2 separate regions of the Mus musculus genome follow, and region 2 is linked to region 1. A link is a contact called in ENCODE POLR2A ChIA-PET data. All regions are on one chromosome and are shown on one strand. Each heading gives the region's core, a stretch centred on a gene start or an enhancer-like site at or near the end of the contact. The rest is flanking DNA. Distances are from core to core; before and after follow the strand shown.

Region 1 (7,222 bases), core at 4,242-6,741:
TCACATGTGATTCAACATTGCCTTGAGGCATGGAGTGCTTGGGGGAAACCCAGACTCCTTAAGACTGATAATGGACCAGCTTATACGTCTCAAAAATTCCAACAGTTCTGCCGTCAGATGGACGTGACCCACCTGACTGGACTTCCATACAACCCTCAAGGACAGGGTATTGTTGAGCGTGCGCATCGCACCCTCAAAGCCTATCTTATAAAACAGAAGAGGGGAACTTTTGAGGAGACTGTACCCCGAGCACCAAGAGTGTCTGTGTCTATGGCACTCTTTACACTCAATTTTTTAAATATTGATGCTCATGGCCATACTGCGGCTGAACGTCATTGTTCAGAGCCAGATAGGCCCAATGAGATGGTTAAATGGAAAAATGTCCTTGATAATAAATGGTATGGCCCGGATCCTATTTTGATAAGATCCAGGGGAGCTATCTGTGTTTTCCCACAGAATGAAGACAACCCATTTTGGTTACCAGAAAGACTCACCCGAAAAATCCAGACTGACCAAGGGAATACTAATGTCCCTCGTCTTGGTGATGTCCAGGGCGTCAATAATAAAGAGAGAGCAGCGTTGGGGGATAATGTCGACATTTCCACTCCCAATGACGGTGATGTATAATGCTCAAGTATTCTCCTGCCTTTTTACCACTAACTGGGAACTGGGTTTGGCCTTGATTCAGACAGCCTTGGCTCTGTCTGGACAGGTCCAGACGACTGACACCATTAACACTTTGTCAGCCTCAGTGACTACAGTCATAGATAAACAGGCCTCAGCTAATGTCAAGATACAGAGAGGTCTCATGCTGGTTAATCAACTCATAGATCTTGTCCAGATACAACTAGATGTATTATGACAAATAACTCAGCAGGGATGTGAACAAAAGTTTCCGGGATTGTGTGTTATTTCCATTCAGTATGTTAAATTTACTAGGGCAGCTAAATTGTCAAAAAGTCTTTTTCAGTATATGTTACAGAATTGGATGGCTGAATTTGAACAGATCCTTCGGGAATTGAGACTTCAGGTCAACTCCACGCGCTTGGACCTGTCGCTGACCAAAGGATTACCCAATTGGATCTCCTCAGCATTTTCTTTCTTTAAAAAATGGGTGGGATTAATATTATTTGGAGATACACTTTGCTGTGGATTAGTGTTGCTTCTTTGATTGGTCTGTAAGCTTAAGGCCCAAACTAGGAGAGACAAGGTGGTTATTGCCCAGGCGCTTGCAGCTCTAGAACATAGTGCTCCCCCTGATATATGGTTATCTATGCTTAGGCAATAGGTCGCTGGCCACTCAGCTCTTATATCTCACGAGGCTAGACTCATTGCACGGGATAGAGTGAGTGTGCTTCAGCAGCCCGAGAGAGTTGCACGGCTAAGCACTGCAATGGAGAGGCTCTGCGGCATATATGAGCCTATTCTAGGGAGACATGTCATCTTTCATGAAGGTTCAGTGTCCTAGTTCCCTTCCCCCAGGCAAAACGACACGGGAGCAGGTCAGGGTTGCTCTGGGTAAAAGCCTGTGAGCCTAAGAGCTAATCCTGTACATGGCTCCTTTACCTACACACTGGGGATTTGACCTCTATCTCCACTCTCATTAATATGGGTGGCCTATTTGCTCTTATTAAAAGAAAAGGGGGAGATGTTGGGAGCCGCGCCCACATTCGCCGTTACAAGATGGCGCTGACAGCTGTGTTCTAAGTGGTAAACAAATAATCTGCGCATGTGCCGAGGGTGGTTCTTCACTCCATGTGCTCTGCCTTCCCCGTGACGTCAACTCGGCCGATGGGCTGCAGCCAATCAGGGAGTGACACGTCCTAGGCGAAGGAGAATTCTCTTTAATAGGGACGGGGTTTCGTTTTCTCTCTCTCTTGCTTCTCGCTCGCTCTTGCTTCTTGCACTCTGGCTCCTGAAGATGTAAGCAATAAAGCCTTGCCGCAGAAGATTCTGGTCTGTGGTGTTCTTCCTGGCCGGTCGTGAGAACGCGTCTAATAACAGATTATGTGAAGAAAGAAGTATATGCTGGAGATACGCCAGGAAAGGCGGTCTATCAGTTACACTTCTACTTATAAATGAGCAAGCACAGGTTCAATCAGTGACATAGAGTAAGGTTAGTTCAGACAGAAGGAGATTTGGGGGGCTCAGGTAAGGCTTTTTTCTTGGCTTCCCACTCTCTTCAACCCCAAGTCTCCATTGAGCTACTCCTACTCCATCCAACATTCCTTCTTCCTTCCTCAGAGAGACATTCTCTATGAGATAGGAAATCCCGCCACCAAAAACCTCCAACCTGCTTCCTTCCAGCCCTGTGAGCCAATAGGCACGATTTGTTACAAAGTTTCAAATAGGAAATTTTTAGGGAATGGCTCTGTTTAGGTCACATACTATTGTGTTTTGAATGGGAAATGGCCCCCTCCCCGTAGGCTCATGTATTTAAACACCTAGTCCACAGTTGAAGGAAGGATGTGAGGTGGGTCCTGCTTGAGGAAGTGGGTCAGTGGAGGTGGGTCTTAAGGTTTCTTGGCCCAGCCCCATTTACTGTCCTCTCTCTCACTTACTGCATATACAATGTGGCTGTCTCTCTCATTCTTCCCTGCCAGTCTAGACTGTATTCCCTTGAACTACAGGACCAAACAAACCCTTTTCCCTCTAAAATTACTTTTTGTCATATATCTGCCCATAGCAAAGTAACTTACACAAATGCCCGTCCTTGGATCAACCACCATGACCGAGAGGAAGATACCATAGAGAGTAGGATGTGCTTAGCATTTCCTACATACTTACATTGTGATTTGGAGGTAGGCACAAGCTTCCTAAGTGAGTATGAGTGCCAACTAAAGGGAAAACGAAGCATCTATCTCCAAGTAAATGGCAGTGGGTAGAGAGGTATGCAGTCTGAACTCTCCCTGCTAGTATATGGAAGGCCACTACAAGTCTTTAAATAAGAAAGTAGCTGTGGACAATGGTTATATTAGATGAACCTAGGCATTTCTATTCTCTATTAAAATGTTTCTGATTGCGGGGCATGGTGGCGCACGCCTTTAATCCCAGCACTTGGGAGGCAGAGACAGGTGGATTTCTGAGTTCAAGGCCAGCCTGGTCTACAAAGTGAGTTCCAGGACAGCCAAGACTATACAGAGAAACACTGTCTTGAAAAACCAAAAAAAAAAAAAAAAAAAAAAAAAAAAAATGTTTCTGATTGCTCAAAGAGAAGCCTTTCTGGATGATAGCATAAAACGTAGGTAAACATAGTGACCCTAATGCAAATTGTAAACTAACCATTCACCTGCAGAGGTTCATAGATGATAATGAATGTCCTATTGTGATGCAGGATGCTCGGATGTAGGGAGGTGGTTCATATGCAGTGGCAAGAAGTCTGTGAGGACTCTTCTGAGAACCTAAAACTTCTCTAAAAACACAGTCTATTAACATAGTGACAAAGGCAGCAGCTGACTGCCTTTTGAGTGCTGATGTGAATGTAACTATTTTGAATTTAAAAGAACAAAATATTCCCAGATGTTGACTAGCCCAGAAGTCAACAGCTTCTCAGATGGAATTATTGGATTCCTGTGTTAGTGATCAGAAGTAAATTCAGTCATTTCACAAACATAGATTTAAAGACAATAAATGTTTGGGTTTGTTTTCTTAAATCTAAGTTGTTACACTCTGAATTTGCTTTCAGTAATGAAGTTCCAGTACAGATGATGCTGGAATCATCTTTTTTTAAACAAGGGTAAAAATCGTAACTACTTTATTGTGTTTCTTGTTTCAGTGTCTTTTAGTCTCCTGACTACGGACTATATTTGGAATTTTATATAGTAAATATTTGGGAAGCTATATGTTATGAATTTGTGTTTTAGTTAGACAAACATATCTCTACTTCTGTCCTAGTCAGAATTTTCATTGCTGTGAAGAGATACCATGACCAAGGCAACTCTTTTTTTTTTTTTTTTTTTTTTTTTTTTTTTGGTTTTTTTCAAGACAGGGTTTCTCTGTATAGCCCTGGCTGTCCTGGAACTCACTTTGTAGACCAGGCTGACCTCGAACTCAGAAATGCTGACCTCGAACTCAGAAATCCGCCTGCCTCTGTCTCCCAAGTACTGGGATTAAAGGTGTGTGCCACCACGCCCGGCCCAAGGCAACTCTCATAAAGACAAACATTTAATTGGGGGCTGGCTTAACAGCTTCAAAAGTTCAGTCCATTATTATTATGGCAGGAACTTTGCAGTGTACAGGCAAGTGCTGGAAGACCCAAGAGTTCGACATCTAGATGCCAAGACAACCAGAAGGAGACAGTCTACTTCAGGCAGCTGGGAGGAGGCTCTGATTCCATACTGGGCAGAGCTTAATATACCTATACCTTAGTATACAGCAATCTCAAAGCCGGCTTAAGTAGCAGTCACTTCCTCCAACAAGAATGTACCTACTCCAATAAGGTCACACCTCTGATAGTGCCATTCCTTATGGCCAAGCATTGAAACATGAGTCTATGGGAGCCAAATCTATTCAACCAATCACAATTTGATTCTGTACTTTTTAAAGATTTGACTTTCAAAAAAAATATTATATATCCTGTTGAGTCCTAATTCTCTCCATTTTTAAACAGAATATGGATACTGGTCATTGACTTACACGCGTTTGTTTGTGCTTTGTTTGCTTTTGTTGTTGTTTTGTTTTGGAACTCACTCTGTAGACAAGGGTGGAGGGGCTCAGACTCACAGAGATCCACCTGCTTCTGCCTCCTGAGTGCTGGGATTAAAGGTTTGTGACACCACTGCTTGGCTTGCTTTTGCTTTTGAGACAAAGCCTGTAGCTCTGGTTGGCCCGGAACTCTCTGTGTAGACCAGGTTGGCTTCAAACTCACACAGGTTCACTTGCCTGTGCCTCCTCAGTGCCAGTGCTGGGATTAAAAGTGTGTGCTACCCCGCCCCCGCCCCTCTCTTACTAAGCTTAATTGAAAAAAAAAAAAAAAAAAAAAACCGACTAAGAAGTATGCTGTGATGGCAAATTAAGACTGAAAACTGAAAGGAAGATTCATCCAACCGGAACTGCACGTCTTTGCAAAGTGGCTGGTTACCAGCAGACCTCAGGAGAGGTGACTTCTTGCCCTTCCCTAAGCCCTAGCTGCTAGACTAGGAATCCACAGCCAGGTTAGAGACATTTCCCCTCAACCACATCCTTTAAAACCGTGAACCTAACTAAAGATGAAAAGCAGTTCGTGCACCTATCCAAAGATGACAAGCAGTTCATTCCTATGTTTGGAAAGCATTATTTCTGAGAAATTCTCTTATTCTTAGCAACTGCTGCTAGCTGGCCCTGCCCTGGTAGGTTCCAAGTGACAGTTTTAACTGCAAACATCCTCGGTCTTGGGAAGAACGTGGAAGGGACCAAGCCTGGGATAAAGGCTGTAAAGCAAACAATAAGATAAGGAGGTCAGGCCCCGCCCGACCGCCTGCTCCTCCCGTAGGAGGGACCGGTCCTCACCGGCTGGAACTCTGTGTAATCGGATCCTGTTGCCGGGCTGCCGCGGGGAAGCTTTTGGGCGTGGGACCGCGAGAAGCCGCTTGTAAACAGAGCCGGGCCGGGATGGTCGGCAGCTGGAGCGCAGTCGCTGGCGGTGAGGAGGGCGGGCTGCCCGGGTCGGGGTCCTGCCGGGGGTCGGCTGCAGGCCGCAGGGGAGAAGGGACCAGAGCCGCGGTGAGCATCCTCCTCACGGCGGCCTTGGGCGGGGAGGGGGACGGGATGACGCATCCCCGGAGCTCCCCGGGGTCGCCGGGGTTCTTCCCACGCACCGCTTTCTGTTGTATTTCGCGCTGGGGATAGCACTTCATTTGTGGGTGGCTAAGTGAGGAGGAAGACATGACCTGGTGTTTATTTTTTGTGAATCAAGTAACGCAAATTAGAAAGTAGTTGAATAAGGTGATCCTGTTTCTGCGTTGTTTTTAGTAACCCCTCCCCAGCGATCATAGAAACCAAACCCCAGTAGAGCTTTTAGCCCCAGAGAAACGCTACGTTTGTTCTTTCTATTGACTGAGCCCATTTTGAATGTATAGTAAATGACAGTACAGGACTAATGATAGATTGGTCTTGTATGAAAAGCTTATTAAGCTAGAAAACAAAAACAAAACAAACAAAACAAGATAAGGAGTCCTCAGGCCCTTAAGCTGGAAAAAAAATTCTGATTTCAGAAGACAAATAGAGGCTGGGCTTATATGTATAGTTTGCAAAGCAAGGCGCCTTTACAGGTTAAAAAGATTGAGATATATTATTGTAAATGTTATTTAGTTCCTCCCCTTTTTTTCTTTGATCCATGGAACTAGAAAGAAACTTCTGGGTTTTTCCTGTAAAATATTTTCAACAAATCATAATAAATTGTGACTTGTACTTATACAGCATTATAGAATAGTACACGTTATAAGTGGTTGCTTAAAACACCAAGTAGTTTTTATTTCATTTACTTAAAGAAATACCATAGCAAAAATGAGGTCTTTAAAAGGTCAATATACATGTGTTACCTTGGTAACATAATCTAACTTCACTAGGAGTCAAGTATTAGGTTAAATTGACACGAAGTGTGTAAATGTCATGTACCAAGAAATAACATCAATAACTTGTGTGTTTGTCTTTATAGTAAGTACTTTAACAATGCTATTGTTCTGGCAAGATCCTGAAAGCTTACTTCAGCTTAAATTCTTGTTTGGTCACTTTCTCATTTCGTCATCCTGGAAAGTTTACTCAATTTAGCTGTTTCCTAATCTGTAGAATGGGAATAATAGCCACCTCATCAAAGATTCAATGAGTTATTAAATATGTATGTTTTTTTTGAGAGAGTCTCTCTATGTAACCCTGTTTAGCCTGGAAATTGCTATGTAGATTAGGCTGGTCTTGAATTCACAGAGATCCACCTGCCTCTGCTGGAATTAAAGGCATGTGCCACTTGATGTTTTTAAAGCCCCTGGAACAGTACCTAGAATAAGTGTTTGATGAGTATATCAAATTAAAATATTCCACTACTGAAAAGCAGATGAATAATTGTCAAGTGTTCGGGAAGGCGTGGAGGGGGGAGTTCTTTTTTTTGTTTGTTTGTTTGTTTGTTTTTGTTTGTTTTGTTTTTTTTTTTTGGTTTTTCGAGACAGGGTTTCTCTGTATAGCCCTGGCTGTCCTGGAACTCACTTTGTAGACCAGGCTGGCCTCAAAGTCAGAAATCCGCCTGCCTCTG
Region 2 (6,667 bases), core at 2,493-4,992, 220 kb after region 1:
GAACCAGGATACATACCTACAGTACTAATAACAAATAAAATTGAATTTGAAATATTTGTATGGGCTGATAGAGTGTCTATCTCAGTGACTGAGAACTTGCGTAGGATGTGCAAGACCCTAGGTTCAATCTCCAGTGCTGCACACACACAATTGGTACTTTTAAAAAAAGTATTCTAATTGTTTGTATAATAAATTGAACCTCAGAAGAAAAATTTTGCACTTTAAAGGGAATTTTAATAATTAAGTTTAAAGCTGGGCGTGGTGGCACAAGCCTTTAATCCCAGCACTCGGGAGGCAGAGGCAGGCAGATTTCTGAGTTCGAGGCCAACCTGGTCTATAAAATGAGTTTCAGGACAGCCAGGGCTATACAGAGAAACCCTGTCTCAAAAAACCAAAAAACAAACAAACAAACAAACAAACAAAAACAATAAAAATTAAGTTTAAATTAAACTATGTATTTACTGTGTGCACATGTTCATGTGGGTGGGTTTATTCTTATGTGCGCAAGCTCACTTGGAGGTTGGAAGCCTGTGGTGAGTGTCTTCCTCTGTTGCTTTGTGAGACAGGGTCTCTTACTGAAACGGGAGCTCACTGATACCACTGGACTGGCAGGCCAACAAGCCCGAGGAATCGTCAGTGCTGGGATTATTGGCATTCACCATTTGCAGCTTTTAGTGGGTGTTGGGAGTTCTTATGCTTGAGAGAACGGACTTTTTGATTGAGCCGTCTCTCTAGGCCGGAAAGAACTCTTTAAATTGATTAAGTACAAATTGTATATGTTTATGACTACATCCTGCTGCTTAGATATAGCTATGTCTGCTGGGATGGTTAATTCAAACTATTTTAGCATATGTAACACATGGGTCTTTTTTCTTTTGTTTTCTGTTTCTGTTTTTGTTTTTTAAGTTTCCTGTAACCCAGGCTGGCCTCCAACTTGATCGCAGTCGATGATGGATGACTTTGAACTTCTGACCTTCCAGGCCCCACCTCTTAAATCCTGGGATTATAGGCATGAGGACAATGCCTAGTTTTAGGTGGTATTGGGAATTGAACCTGGGTCTTTGTGTTCGATAGGTAACTAAATGAGTTGCATTTCTAGCCCACATACTTATCTTTGTGTGTGTTGTGATAAGAACACTTAAAGTCTACTCTTAGTAATTTACAATTGTACCGCATTGTTATTAACTGTAATAATAATGAAGTATAAGAAATATCGACTGCTACCCTTTTTGTGGACTAGTTACACCCAATAAACCCAATGAGTTGTTCTGGTGACAGTTTCTGTATATGATTATTCCAAGCATTAAACGAGGCAAAATATTTAGCAGCCTGCCTGAGGTATGTTAAGTACTCAGCATACTTTAAAAAAACTATTCTGTTTTTAGATTTATCTTTAGGTGTATGAATGTTTTGCTTGCATGCATGCATGTGTACCAGGTCTATGCATGGCAGCCATGAAGGGTATAAGAGAGGAAGGACCAGCTCTCCTGGGATTGTACAGATGGTTGTGAGCCACTGTGTGGGTACTGGGAACTGAACCCAGGTCCTCTGAAAGAGCACACAATGCTCTTTAACTGCTGAGCTCCAGCCCCAATCAGCATATCTTAAAATAACCTTTAAGTAATATATGTGGGAAAGCAAAAACTAAAACAACACACACACAAAAAAAGATACACGTTTACTTTGTCACCTTTTTTGGATTTTGTTTTGAAACACAGACTGTCAGTGTAGCCCAGGTTGTCTTCAAACTCAGAATCTTCCTGCTGTCCCCCTATAGAGTGTTGGATTTAGAGGTCTGAGCCACCACACCCAGCCAACGTTCCCTTCCATTACTACTGTAACTACTTGGGATCTCTAAGCAAAAGTCAGATTTTTGTTGTTAAGGAAGGTTGACAGAGCAGTAAGACAGTAATGGTCTAGGCAGAACCAAGTGGAACAACCCAAGGTTCCTGGGTGAATTCCAGTGTGAGTAGTTTACATTCTCCAACTTCCAAATAATTTTTATTATTAGCCAACACTTGTCCATCGCAGCAACATACACAGCACATAAAGTGTAGCAGCCTCCCTTGGCATGTCGGCAGGCTGGACATACTTTCCACTACGGGTCCTTCCTTATCTGACTGGTGTGCTATAGTTTTTCACCCCTCCAATAATTCTTAGCCCGGGATGTTTCTAGACCCCGAGGGCCAAGCAGTTACTAAGAACTAAAGAGATTAAATTCTAGGGAGATAGAATAATAAAAGAGGTAGAATTCTAGGGAATGAAGCAATATACATTATAAACATTTAGCTGTGATGTCTGAGATTAAACACGGAGTTTCATTAGCCTCCACAACGCCTTGCTGATAAACTGAAGATGGCTTTTCAGCCCGTACAGACGGCACAGAAGACAATAACAACCCAACAGATCTCAGTCAGTGAGGCCAGTTCAGAGTCCTTCAAGTACTCCTATGCCCTCCCCTACTTCAAATCCCTCCCACTCCCCTCCCCCAGCGGAAGGAGGAGTGAAGGAGCAGTCTACAATTTAAAGCCTCTTCATAAGCGTGTGAACGAATTTCAAGCATGCTAAACACCTCGGTCTCCCAGCCTAATTAGAACTCGTAGAAGAGAGGCATTTGTGGGACATTTAAAACTTGGAGTATACTAACCCATCAGGAGAGCGCCACTGCGTGTCCCTGCGTTGACTGTGCGCAGCAGGTCTTTTCACGGTTCCCACTGCCCCAGTACGCCCCGGTTATCCGGTCTCAACCTCGCCAGAGTGCACAGCAGCCAACCCTGGGGGACCAAGCACCCTGAGCTGTACACTGCTCCAGTTCAAGAGTTTTTCTCTGTGGGCAAATTCGGATCTGCCAGGGATTATAAACCGCAACTGCTAAGGACTAACGTCTCTAGAGACTTCCAAAACTGGAAAGAAATTCATTCTCTTGTCACAAGGACAAGATTTTGTTATATATAAAAGGGCAAAGCCTGGGAAATATCGATATTTCTAAGGGAGGGGTGAGTGGTAAAGATTGTGAACTCTGCTGCCCAGCTTCTGGTTTGGGATTCCAGGTCAGAGCGCCTATTGTGTGCCAGGAGCTCGCACAGGGAGGGGCACAAGTTTGTCAACGTCTCTGCTGTCTTGTTAGCTCAGCTGTGTAGGTCAAGTTCTGAGGTGTTCTGGCCTCAGAATCCTACGGTATCCAGATCGCGTATCAAGGTGTAAACGATTAACTAACACGAGGTTGCTCATTAAGTACTAGCACGTCTGTCACCTAGCACAAGGCAGCTTAGAAAGAGGACAGGTGGCACAACCGAATTGACCTCTCATCCCTTTAAACAAGCGCCAGACCTCGATAAGGACACTCAGCTGGAGAGAGGTGGCCTGGTGGAGGCCCTGGAAGCCGGCGTTCAGAGAACAGAGCCCTCAGGAAAGTGAGCACCATCCTGGTGAACCACCGCAGAGAACTCCAGAAGGACTTGGGGCCAGGTTTCCCGCCCGGGTTCTCTGGGAGGACTCATTAGCATTGACCCCGCCCTCGTAACTTCCCGGTCCACTATTGGCCGACGCTCTTCCGCTGCCCGCTCCGGGCGGGGCCGCGGGGCGCTCGCGGAGAGGCCAGGACAGCGGGGCGGTGGGCGGGGACCCGGAGAGCGATTCGTGGGACGGCCCAGCTCGGGGCAGGGCGGGAGGGGGCGGGAGGGGCGGTCCCGGGGCGGGGCCTCCCGGCGGGCATTAGAGGCAGGTGACCCGGGCGGGGCGGGAGAGGGCAGTCAGCCTGCGGCCGCGACTTGTCCTCTGCCGTCGCGCACAGCTCGGAGCTCCCTGGAGGTGGGCGAAAGAGTGCGAGAGCGCGGGGGAGGAGCCGAGCGGGGCGCGTCCCGAGAGCGCCGCCACCGCCCCCCGGAGTCTGCTGGAGCGCGGAGCCCCCTGCAGGGGAGGCGGCGAGCGGCTGGCGGGACGCGGCGGCGGGTGCGGACTATGCAGTCCCCGCCCGACCAGCGCTGGCTGCTCGCTGTGCTGTGAGGTGGCGGGGTCCCCTCCGGCTGCCGCACCCCTCCGCGCAGTTCAAGTGCTGCCCGGCGCCCTTGCCCTTCGTCCCGGCCCCGGGACGCCGGTGGAAGGCACGGCCTGCCCCTGCCTTGCTCTGCCCGAATCATGCAGGGGGCCCCGAAGGAAGAGAAGGCGAGTGACCGGCCCGCGCCGCCCATGGTCGAGGGGCGCCCTGCTCTCTGAAACGCCCTCCACCTGCTGCCATGTGTCGCCGCCACAGGTACCTAGCTTGTCGTTAAACTTTCCCAGCTCTGGCCCGATTCGGAGTCGCGCGACTGAGGAGCCCGGCTGGTCGCAGACATCTGCCGCCCAGCAGGATCCTCCGAGGTGAGAGCCCGCGTCTTCCCAGTTCACCCGGTTCCTCTGCCCCCATCTCGGGGACTGAGCTCTCTGGCCCCAGGCACAGCCTGCAGGGCCGGGCCAGAAAAGAGAGGCGGGCGCGGGCAGTGGGGTGGAGGGGGTGGGGGCGTCTGAAGTTTGGTTCTAGGAGGAGGGGAGGAAAGGAGTTAATCTTGAGATTGGAGCTGGTTTGCGGAGACCAAGTGGTTGGCGCTCCTCTAAGAGGAGTGGTTGCGATTTTTCTTTTCCCCTACCTTCTCTTTTAAGAGTTCTGTCCTTGGAGTCGGAGCCCTAATCATCCCTCCAGCCCTATCTGGTGTGGAACTGAGTGCTGCCGGCGGAGGCAGCGCCTTCCAGAAACAGTTTATCTTTGGACGGATTTCTTTAAGAGAAAAAGAAACCAACAGGTTGCCAGCCCGGGCGTCACACTCAAGACTCCGGAGAGGGAAGCCCCGGCCGCAGATTCGTCGGCCAACGCAGACCCTCTCAGGCAGCGGGAGGCAAAGGGAAGAAGGAGACGATGGCTCGACCCGACCCGTCTGCGCCTCCCTCTCTTCTGCTGCTGTTGCTGGCGCAGCTGGTGGGCCGGGCAGCGGCCGCCTCCAAGGCCCCGGTGTGCCAGGAAATCACGGTGCCCATGTGCCGAGGCATCGGCTACAACCTGACGCACATGCCCAACCAGTTCAACCATGACACGCAGGACGAAGCAGGCCTGGAGGTGCACCAATTCTGGCCGCTTGTGGAGATCCACTGCTCACCGGACCTGCGCTTCTTCCTGTGCTCTATGTACACGCCCATCTGTTTGCCTGACTACCACAAGCCGCTACCACCGTGCCGTTCCGTGTGCGAGCGCGCCAAGGCCGGCTGCTCGCCGCTCATGCGCCAGTACGGCTTCGCCTGGCCCGAGCGCATGAGCTGCGACCGCCTCCCTGTGCTGGGCGGCGACGCCGAGGTTCTGTGTATGGATTATAACCGAAGCGAAGCCACCACCGCGTCCCCTAAGTCCTTCCCGGCCAAACCTACACTCCCAGGACCACCAGGGGCGCCATCTTCCGGGGGCGAGTGCCCCTCGGGAGGCCCATCCGTGTGCACGTGCCGCGAGCCCTTCGTGCCCATCCTGAAGGAGTCACACCCACTCTACAACAAGGTGCGCACCGGCCAAGTGCCCAACTGCGCGGTGCCCTGCTACCAGCCGTCCTTCAGCCCGGACGAGCGCACATTCGCCACCTTCTGGATTGGCCTGTGGTCTGTGCTGTGCTTCATCTCCACGTCCACCACCGTTGCCACCTTCCTCATTGACATGGAACGATTCCGCTACCCTGAGCGCCCCATCATCTTCTTGTCTGCGTGCTACCTGTGTGTGTCACTGGGATTCTTGGTGCGCCTGGTAGTGGGCCATGCCAGCGTCGCTTGCAGCCGTGAGCACAGCCACATTCACTATGAGACTACCGGCCCTGCGCTGTGCACGGTTGTCTTCCTCTTAGTCTATTTCTTTGGCATGGCCAGCTCCATCTGGTGGGTCATCCTGTCGCTCACCTGGTTCTTGGCGGCTGGCATGAAGTGGGGCAATGAAGCCATCGCAGGTTATGCACAGTACTTCCACCTTGCTGCCTGGCTCATCCCCAGTGTCAAGTCCATTACGGCGCTGGCACTGAGCTCGGTGGACGGGGACCCAGTGGCTGGCATCTGCTATGTGGGCAACCAAAACCTGAACTCACTACGAGGCTTTGTCTTGGGCCCACTGGTGCTGTACCTGTTGGTGGGCACGCTCTTCCTTCTGGCAGGCTTCGTGTCACTCTTCCGCATCCGGAGCGTCATCAAGCAGGGTGGCACTAAGACGGACAAGCTAGAGAAGCTCATGATCCGCATCGGCATCTTCACCCTGCTCTACACGGTGCCAGCCAGCATCGTGGTGGCCTGCTACCTGTATGAGCAGCACTACCGGGAGAGCTGGGAGGCAGCCCTCACCTGCGCGTGTCCGGGACCGGACGCTGGCCAGCCACGCGCCAAACCCGAGTACTGGGTGCTCATGCTCAAGTACTTCATGTGCCTGGTGGTGGGCATCACGTCGGGAGTCTGGATCTGGTCCGGCAAGACTCTGGAGTCTTGGCGGCGGTTCACCAGCCGCTGCTGCTGCAGCTCTCGGCGGGGCCACAAGAGCGGTGGCGCTATGGCCGCAGGAGACTATGCGGAGGCCAGCGCCGCGCTCACCGGCAGGACCGGGCCGCCTGGCCCCACCGCCGCATACCACAAGCAAGTGTCCCTGTCGCACGTATAGGAAGGCCTGGAGGCCGAG

The links. ChIA-PET counts read pairs that join two places held with the same protein, here RNA polymerase II (POLR2A).
Region 2: POLR2A ChIA-PET joins it to region 1 with 24 read pairs in Patski. The contact joins the promoter of Fzd5 here to the promoter of Plekhm3 in region 1. POLR2A ChIA-PET finds 5 or more read pairs at or near these places in 4 of 5 experiments (Patski and embryonic stem cell).

Annotation. Positions count from the first base shown.
Region 1 is chr1:64,955,093-64,962,314 of GRCm38, reverse strand. Plekhm3 (pleckstrin homology domain containing, family M, member 3) reads left to right here and starts at 5,491. Exons shown (of 8, transcript NM_001039493.1): 1 at 5,491-5,620. Gm51627 (predicted gene, 51627) reads right to left here and starts at 5,736. Exons shown (of 3, transcript NR_165472.1): 1 at 5,488-5,736; 2 at 495-1,994.
Region 2 is chr1:64,734,825-64,741,491 of GRCm38, reverse strand. It overlaps Fzd5 (frizzled class receptor 5), which reads left to right and starts at 3,742. Exons shown (of 2, transcript NM_022721.3): 1 at 3,742-4,359; 2 at 4,639-6,667. The coding sequence starts at 4,892. The coding sequence ends at 6,649.